Regions from separate parts of the Homo sapiens genome. Here region 2 is linked to region 1. The links are chromatin contacts, found by Hi-C in ENCODE. All regions are on one chromosome and are shown on one strand. The core of a region is the stretch at or near the end of the contact, and the rest is flanking DNA. Distances in the headings are between cores, read along the strand shown.

The links. Hi-C counts contacts between places; a loop is a spot of excess contacts on that map. Pooled maps may share reads with other maps.
Region 2: a loop to region 1 is called in a map of OCI-LY7, with 9 times the contacts of the local background. The contact joins the promoter of HLTF here to the promoter of TSC22D2 in region 1. A Hi-C loop is called at or near these places in 1 of 168 maps with a recorded cell type or tissue (OCI-LY7), 1 of 37 single-sample maps with no recorded cell type and 9 of 50 pooled maps.

The regions. Positions count from the first base shown.
Region 1 is chr3:150,406,449-150,409,880 of GRCh38, reverse strand. It overlaps TSC22D2 (TSC22 domain family member 2), which reads right to left and starts at 1,583. Exons shown (of 3, transcript NM_001303264.2): 1 at 1-1,583. The coding sequence starts at 530. RefSeq lists silencers at 53-222, 893-1,492 and an enhancer at 473-522.
Region 2 is chr3:149,084,665-149,088,096 of GRCh38, reverse strand. HLTF (helicase like transcription factor) reads left to right here and starts at 1,564. Exons shown (of 25, transcript NM_003071.4): 1 at 1,564-1,780; 2 at 3,208-3,415. The coding sequence starts at 1,761. It overlaps HLTF-AS1 (HLTF antisense RNA 1), which reads right to left and starts at 1,765. Exons shown (of 3, transcript NR_046648.1): 1 at 1,619-1,765. RefSeq lists enhancers at 1,202-1,719, 1,605-1,814, 1,720-2,237.

The DNA of each region.
Region 1 (3,432 bases), core at 334-2,833:
CGTCTATAGGGCTCTCCGCTCCCGTGGTCCAGCTTGATCACGCGAAAACGGGAACTACATGTGGTGGGAGGCTGAGATGGGGCTGCAGTCACTGGCCCGGCGGATGAGCCCGCGAGCTGGGGGCCGCCGGGTGCTCCGGGGGCGGGGGCCGAAGTGGCAGCCGCCGCCAGGGTACTGGCGAGCGCCCCAGACACGCTCCGGGCCGAAACGACTCCTCCTCCGTTGGCGGGAGCAGCAGCCGCCGCTGCCAGCTGCCCATCTAGGAGGAGGTTTGGGGAGACGGTCCCGGGAGTCTCCGCATCCCCAACATTGTTAAGCGTCTCTTCGGAAGAGCTGCGCTCGCAGACCTCCTCAGGGCCATAATCCGTGGCCCGAGAGACGTCGAAAATCTCGGAGGAGACGTCCTCTGTGCGTGACTCGTCCGGGTCGTCCAAGCTCTCGGTGTCCTCGGTGATGCTAGTGGCCACCTGGGCCGTGGTGACACTGGTGATCTGGAAGCAGCTCTTCTTCTTGGCCGGCATCTTGGACATGGTGAAGAAGGCTGGAGGGCAGAGAGGCACGCCGGCTCCTCTGGGTCCTGTCGGAAACCGGGGAGGGCAGAGCACGGGCCCCCAAAGACAAAGTCCGAGTCTGCGCTGGGGTCTGAGGCCCGCCGCTGTTAAGAGTCACGGGCTGATCCAGGCGCTGGCCGCCCGGTGAGACATCCTCCTCCTCGTTTCCTTCTCTGTGTCGGTCTCTTCGGCTCTGCCCCCGTCTCAGTCCCGCGGCGGCTCCTCCTTCCTTTTTAGCTCTCGCAGCCGCGGCGCCTCAATTCAATTCCCTCAGAGGCGGCGAGAGCGCGAACCCAGGGGCGGGCCGGCTGCTTCCTCTCTCGTCTCCGGGCAGCCGTGGTCAGTCCAGCTCGGCGCTCGGCGCGGTCAGCAGGCCTTGGCTGGGGGTGGGAGTGGGAGGGCGAAGAGGAGGAGGAGGAGGCGGTGGCGGCGGCGTGAGGGGCGGTGCTGCCCCGCTCGGGCTCCTCAGGCCGGTGCCGGCGTCAGCGCTGGGCTCTCTGACTGAGGGAAGGAGCGGCGAGTCCGGAGTCGGAGATGCCTAATTCAGCCGGGAGCCGCGGGCCGGAGCTGGCTGAAGGTCCGCGGGCGGGCGGTGGGGCTGTGGCGCGGGCAGGCGGCCCTCCCTCCCCGGCTCTAGCCGGAGCTCAGCCCCAGGGACATGTCGACTGCCTCAGGCGGAAACCCGCTCTGGGGGAGGGGAAAGCCGGCTCGGTCCTCCCCTTACAGGGGGAACCACCCCTGCGGGCGGGCGGCGACGGCGGTCTCGGCCTCCCCTCGCGGCTTCTCTCAGAGAGGGGCGGCGGCGGCAGACCGCTGGCACGGGACCGGAGGCGCCCCGGCTGTGTGAGGTAGCGGTGGTGGCTTCTCCGGCTCCTCCTCGGTGCGCCCAATTCCTAAACCCCGAAGAAACTGAAATTCAAACTGCTGAAGCGGCGGCTGCAGCTCCCTCCGCTGGGCCAAGATGGGGCTGAAATGGCCGCGCCAGGGATGCTGGGAGGAGCAGCAGCCCCGCTGCCGCCGCCGCTGCCGACTAAAATGCCGCCGCTGCCGCAGCCACCGCCAGCGCCGCAGCCGCCGCCGTTCCGTGACGCACCGGCGTCGTGACGTCACCGCTCCGCCCCCTCCGGTTTCCTGCAGTTTCGCGTGGAACCTGGGGTGGGGGGCAATGGGCGGGGCTAAAGGTTAAAAAAGGGAGCGGTTTCTTTATTTAAAATTTTTAAAATTTAAATTTTGTGTTGTAGGTTCTTTAAGCATTGACGAGCTAAAGACCATTTTAAATTCTAAGCCTAGGGAAGCTTACAATGGAACTAATCAGATGTTTTTATGTCGGTTTGTTCCGAGACAGTGGAAGACTGGAGGTCATGTGCTTGTGTCTAATGTTTAGCAAAATCTTAGTGAAACGAGGGCGATAGGAATGGGGGCTGGGGAAGACTTAGATGGGATAAAAAGAGGTGCGGCTGGAAGAACTAAATCACTTTAAAACTTCTGAAAATAAATGTTGACCATTGTAGTCAGAGGAGTAAAATGTTCAGAGAAATGGGGATGATTAAACAAGAACGGCAAGCCAGATTGAGTCAGAAAATTATCTTCCTGCCAGAAATTCTGTCTCCCACAACGGCATCAGGGGGTGGTTACTTGCCCAGGGTGTAGTCAGTTTTTAAAAAGCTTAAGGGTTACCAACATATTCCTAAATTTCCTGAATTTGCTGTGATTCCAGGATTCATTTAAACTCTTGAGACTGTTTTACTTTCGGCACGAAATCAGCTCATGGGCTTTATAAATGTAGAACCTACTGCATTATAGTTCTTCTTTTTGTTTATTCTAAAACTGTTAGTAGCAGCCAGCGTATTATATGATTTGGATTGGGCCATGAACAACCGTAACGAGTGATAAAGCACCCTTTCCTGTTCCAATGCAAAGAACAACTATGAAAAGAAAGTACTGGCAAATTTATCATCTTGTAGTTAGTTCCTGGCCAAAGAAAATGGTAAGGCCATTCTTTTAAGCAGTTAAAAAAAAATGGGGATGGGCTCTTAAACTTTGGCATGCTAAGGCCATTCTTTTAAGCAGTTTAAAAAAATGGGGATGGGCTCCTAAACTTTGACATACTAAAGCAGTCGTCATTTAGGTAAAATCTAAGTCTTAATGGAAATCGTGATTTCATATCTACTGCAGCGTTAGCAATCACATAATGATAACTTAAATCAGTAAATCGTTGAACTCGGTTCTCTAATCTTTGAAGAATAGAAATACTTTTTATCCCAAAAGATGTTTTGAGAATTAAATTTGCAGAGAATTTTTTAGGTCTTTAGTTGTAATTTATAGAGCTAGGTCTTTTAACTTTAGTGGAAACCATGCCCTCCAAACCCAAGTGACTGGAGTCAGAATGTGAAATAAGACGACATAAAATCCCTATTTCTTAAGGGGCTGGGCGAAAGTAATGGAACAAAATGTAACGTTATGCTATTGTGGCAGAGATAGCTAATGGAATGTTTCATTTCTAAGTCTGTAATTTCAGTAATTGTTAGAGGCAGTTTTCCATCAATAAGTTAGATCAAATGGTTAAACCCAATATGAATTTATAAAAGCTTAATTTAATTTTGGATTGATTTACCAGATGTTTAAGGTGGTTATAATGGGTAGTGTTGATGGTGGTGCTTTTGGAAAAATGAGTATTATATGCCTGCTCATCCCTTTACATTATCTTATCATATAAACTTCTTGATTACTCGTTATGATACTCTTAAATCGTACATTTAGAGGAAAAATCTTAAAGTAATCTGTAAGACCATTTCTCCTTAAAATGATATATTATGAGATGAAAGGAAAGATAAAGATAATTTAGAAGAGATCCAGAAGTGGACTAAATTTCTGGTAAGGA
Region 2 (3,432 bases), core at 315-2,814, 1.3 Mb after region 1:
CTGTATTGCCATTTGCCTCAACACACTTCAAGAAGAACATACAACAATTAAAATAATTTGAAATGCCATTGTCTTTATCTTCCTCATCAACTTTGGTCAAATGAAATAATACATTGTTTCAAATTCTATTGCTCATCCATGGTTCATGATTAGAGATCACTACAGTTTATTTACGATAATGAACAAATGTGTCTTGAAAAGCTGACTACCGGCCTGGCACGGTGGCTCATGCCTGTAATCCCAGCACTCTGGGAGGCCGAGGCGGGCGGATCACCTGAGGTCAGGAGTTCAAGACCAGCCTGGCCAATATGGTGAAACCCCGTCTCTACTAAAAATACAAAAATTAGCTGGGCGTGGTGGCGGGCTCCTGCAATCCCGGCTACTCCGGAGGCTGAGGCAGGAGAATCGCTTGAATCCGGGAGGCGGAGGTTGCAGTGAGCCAAGATCACCCCCATTGCACTCCAGCCTGGGGGACAGAGCAAGACTCCATCTCAATAAAAAAGAAAAAAAAACAAAAAAAAGAAAAAAGAAAAGCTGACCACCTAATATTATTGTGCTGACAGGCGTGTAACATGGACCTCTCTGTGACGCGCAAGTATTATCTGGCAGTTACATGGTGCCGCCTGTGCAGCTGGGCGCCACCACCAGCTTCCTGCCCTGTGCGATTAAAAGGCCAGCTTCGGGGACAGCAGCCTCCTCAACGCAAAGCGACCAGCCCTGCCAGGCGTCGGCTGCAGCTGGTCCAAGGTTGACGGTCCCAGGGCCGCATTCTCCTTCCGGTCACCTCAGACTCTGGAAAGAGAGCCATGGAGGGCCTCAGAGCGCCCCTCTGCAGTTCCTTGAGGAAAACAAGGGCCTCCCCCTCTTGGCTGGAGCAGCCAAGTGCCCACGGGGAAAATGGTCCCGTCCACCATTTCAGGCAAACGCCCCCATAGCTGTAATAAACATGTGATGGGTTTCCTGCACCAAGAAAGGAAAATTTTCCTTAAAAATAACAAAAAGAGGTGGGGAGGGGACTCTAAGTTCCATTTAAGATTTTCCAAACTCGTTGTGTCTCATGCATACGCTGAGGCTTAACATGAAAATTTGGAGCGAAAGTCCCCACGGTTCACCACAGGGAATGAAGTAAAGTATCTCGCCGGTAGCTCTAGGTCTCGTAAACCGTGGAGCTCCTTTAGTATAAGGCCCTATTATGTGCCACATTAGATGAGAAGAAAATAAGAGGAAGGATACGGTAGAGCCTTTAGAATGGGGTTCAGTCTTAGGACTCGTAGGATAAAGGAAGGTCGTTTCCCTCCGTTTGAGGCAGGGAATCAAACAAAACACCGGCACCGCAGGCACCGCAGTCGCACTCCTGGGGCCTCGTGGCTTTCCCGCGCGCCCGCCTTGGGGGCGGGGAAGAACCCGGATGGAACCACCCTTGCAGCCCGGACCCCCCGCCGTCTTTGAATGGCAGCGGGGCGGAGTTGCCCTCCCTTCTGTGCTCTGACTGGTTTGGCTCCGCACTCTCCTCTTCGTGATTGGGCTTTCCTAGTGCCAGTCACAGAGCGACGCTGGTCTCCCAGATTGTTGCAGAAGGAGACGGCGTCGACGTCTGACTGGACTCGCGGCGACTTACCTTTCAGTCGTGCGCTCCTGATCCGGCGCTCGGAATTTGTCCCCGGCTTCAGGGCTGCGGGGCCTGGAAGGAGGCGTATCGAGGCGGCTCGAAAACGATCCAGGGGAGCCGAGGCGCTCCTCTTGTCATCCCACTCAGCGCCATGTCCTGGATGTTCAAGAGGTGAAGGGGGCGGAGGGGGTGGGGCGCTCGGTCTAACGGCCTGGAGGCGTCCCCAAATGAACCTGACCTTCCCCGCGTTCCTCTGCGTTCCCTGGGCGATTTGTGCAGCTGTATTCGTTCTGTTGGTCGCATATGTGGCCGCCGGAGAAATAAATGCATTGTCTTCGCTGGCGAGTAGGGGCTCCTAGGGCGAGTCCCGTGTTAGGGACTTGGGAAATCTCTGTCACCGACTGTGGGGGGCCTGGGGCTTAAAGCATCTCGGCCAGTGCTTTATTTAACAAAACATCCATTAGATACCCACTGTGCGCCAGGCATTGTGCTCGGTGGAGGGCCGAGTAAGACAGTCCTTGTCCCCAAGTGGCTCACAGCTTATCTGTATGCACAGACGTGCAGATAAGTATTTGCAGAGGCGCTAGTAGAGATATGCGCCACTTGCAAGGAAAACGCATCGCAAATAAGCGACTGTTCTTAGGAGAATGGAAACTTTTTGCAATGCTCCAGTAGACTCCCCTTCACTTTTCATTGTCCAAATTGGTATTTATGGTCATTCCCGAAACAGTTACACCTAATGGGTTTGGGGTTATGCTTAAACCGGCGACGGAAGGCGGGTACGGGTGGCTTGGGGCCAATTTCCCACGGTGGCGTGGTTTGGATACCAGAATAGGTGTTCTGCTCGCAGGGAGTTACAGTGATGGATGCTGGATGTATTTTCTGGAAAATTATAAACAACTTCTGGTACATTAATAGTTGTATTTTTATAAGTCTTTTATATAGCTCAATCCCTATTGAAATTTTGGCATATGATTTCATTTTTTAAATTATTTTTTTGACATGGAGTCTCGCTCTGTCGTCCAGGCTGGAGTGCAGTGGCACAATCTCGGCTCGCTGCAACCTACGCCTCCCGGGTTCAAGTGATTCTCCTGCCTCAGCCTCCCGAGTAGCTGGGATTACATATGGGCGCCACCACGCCTGGCTAATTTTTGTATTTGTAGTAGACAGGGTTTCACAATGTTGGCCAGGTTGGTCTCAAATTCCTGACCTCAGGTGATCCACCTGCCTCTGCCTCCCAAAGTGCTGGGATTCCAGGCGTGAGCCACCGCATCCGGCCCATAATTGTAGTTACAGACATCATATACATATCAATTTAGATGATTTTCACTGGGAAAGAGGTTAGTGAACTCTGACTAGGCTTTTCATTTTGAATACCTAGGGGGCAGGTAGAAGAGCCAATATTGAAAACAGGTAGAGTTCCTAGAAGCCTTCTCCACTCACTGCAATTCCTGCTTTAACGAGAGTAACTATTAATCTTTACCGTGATTCCCATGTAAGATTTCATTTGCTGAAGTAAAGCATGAGAAAACTACTCATATGGTCTTTGGAAATACTTAAATATTATATTGTTTTTCTTTGCCTTTAAAAAAAAATAGGGATCCAGTTTGGAAGTACTTGCAGACTGTCCAGTATGGAGTTCATGGAAATTTTCCACGCCTCTCATATCCAACTTTCTTTCCACGTTTTGAATTCCAAGATGTTATCCCTCCAGATGACTTTCTAACTAGTGATGAAGAAGTAGATTCCGTTTTATTTGGAAGTTTGAGAGGTCATGTGGTTGGACTACGCTATTACACGGGAGTAGTGAGTATAATAGTAGA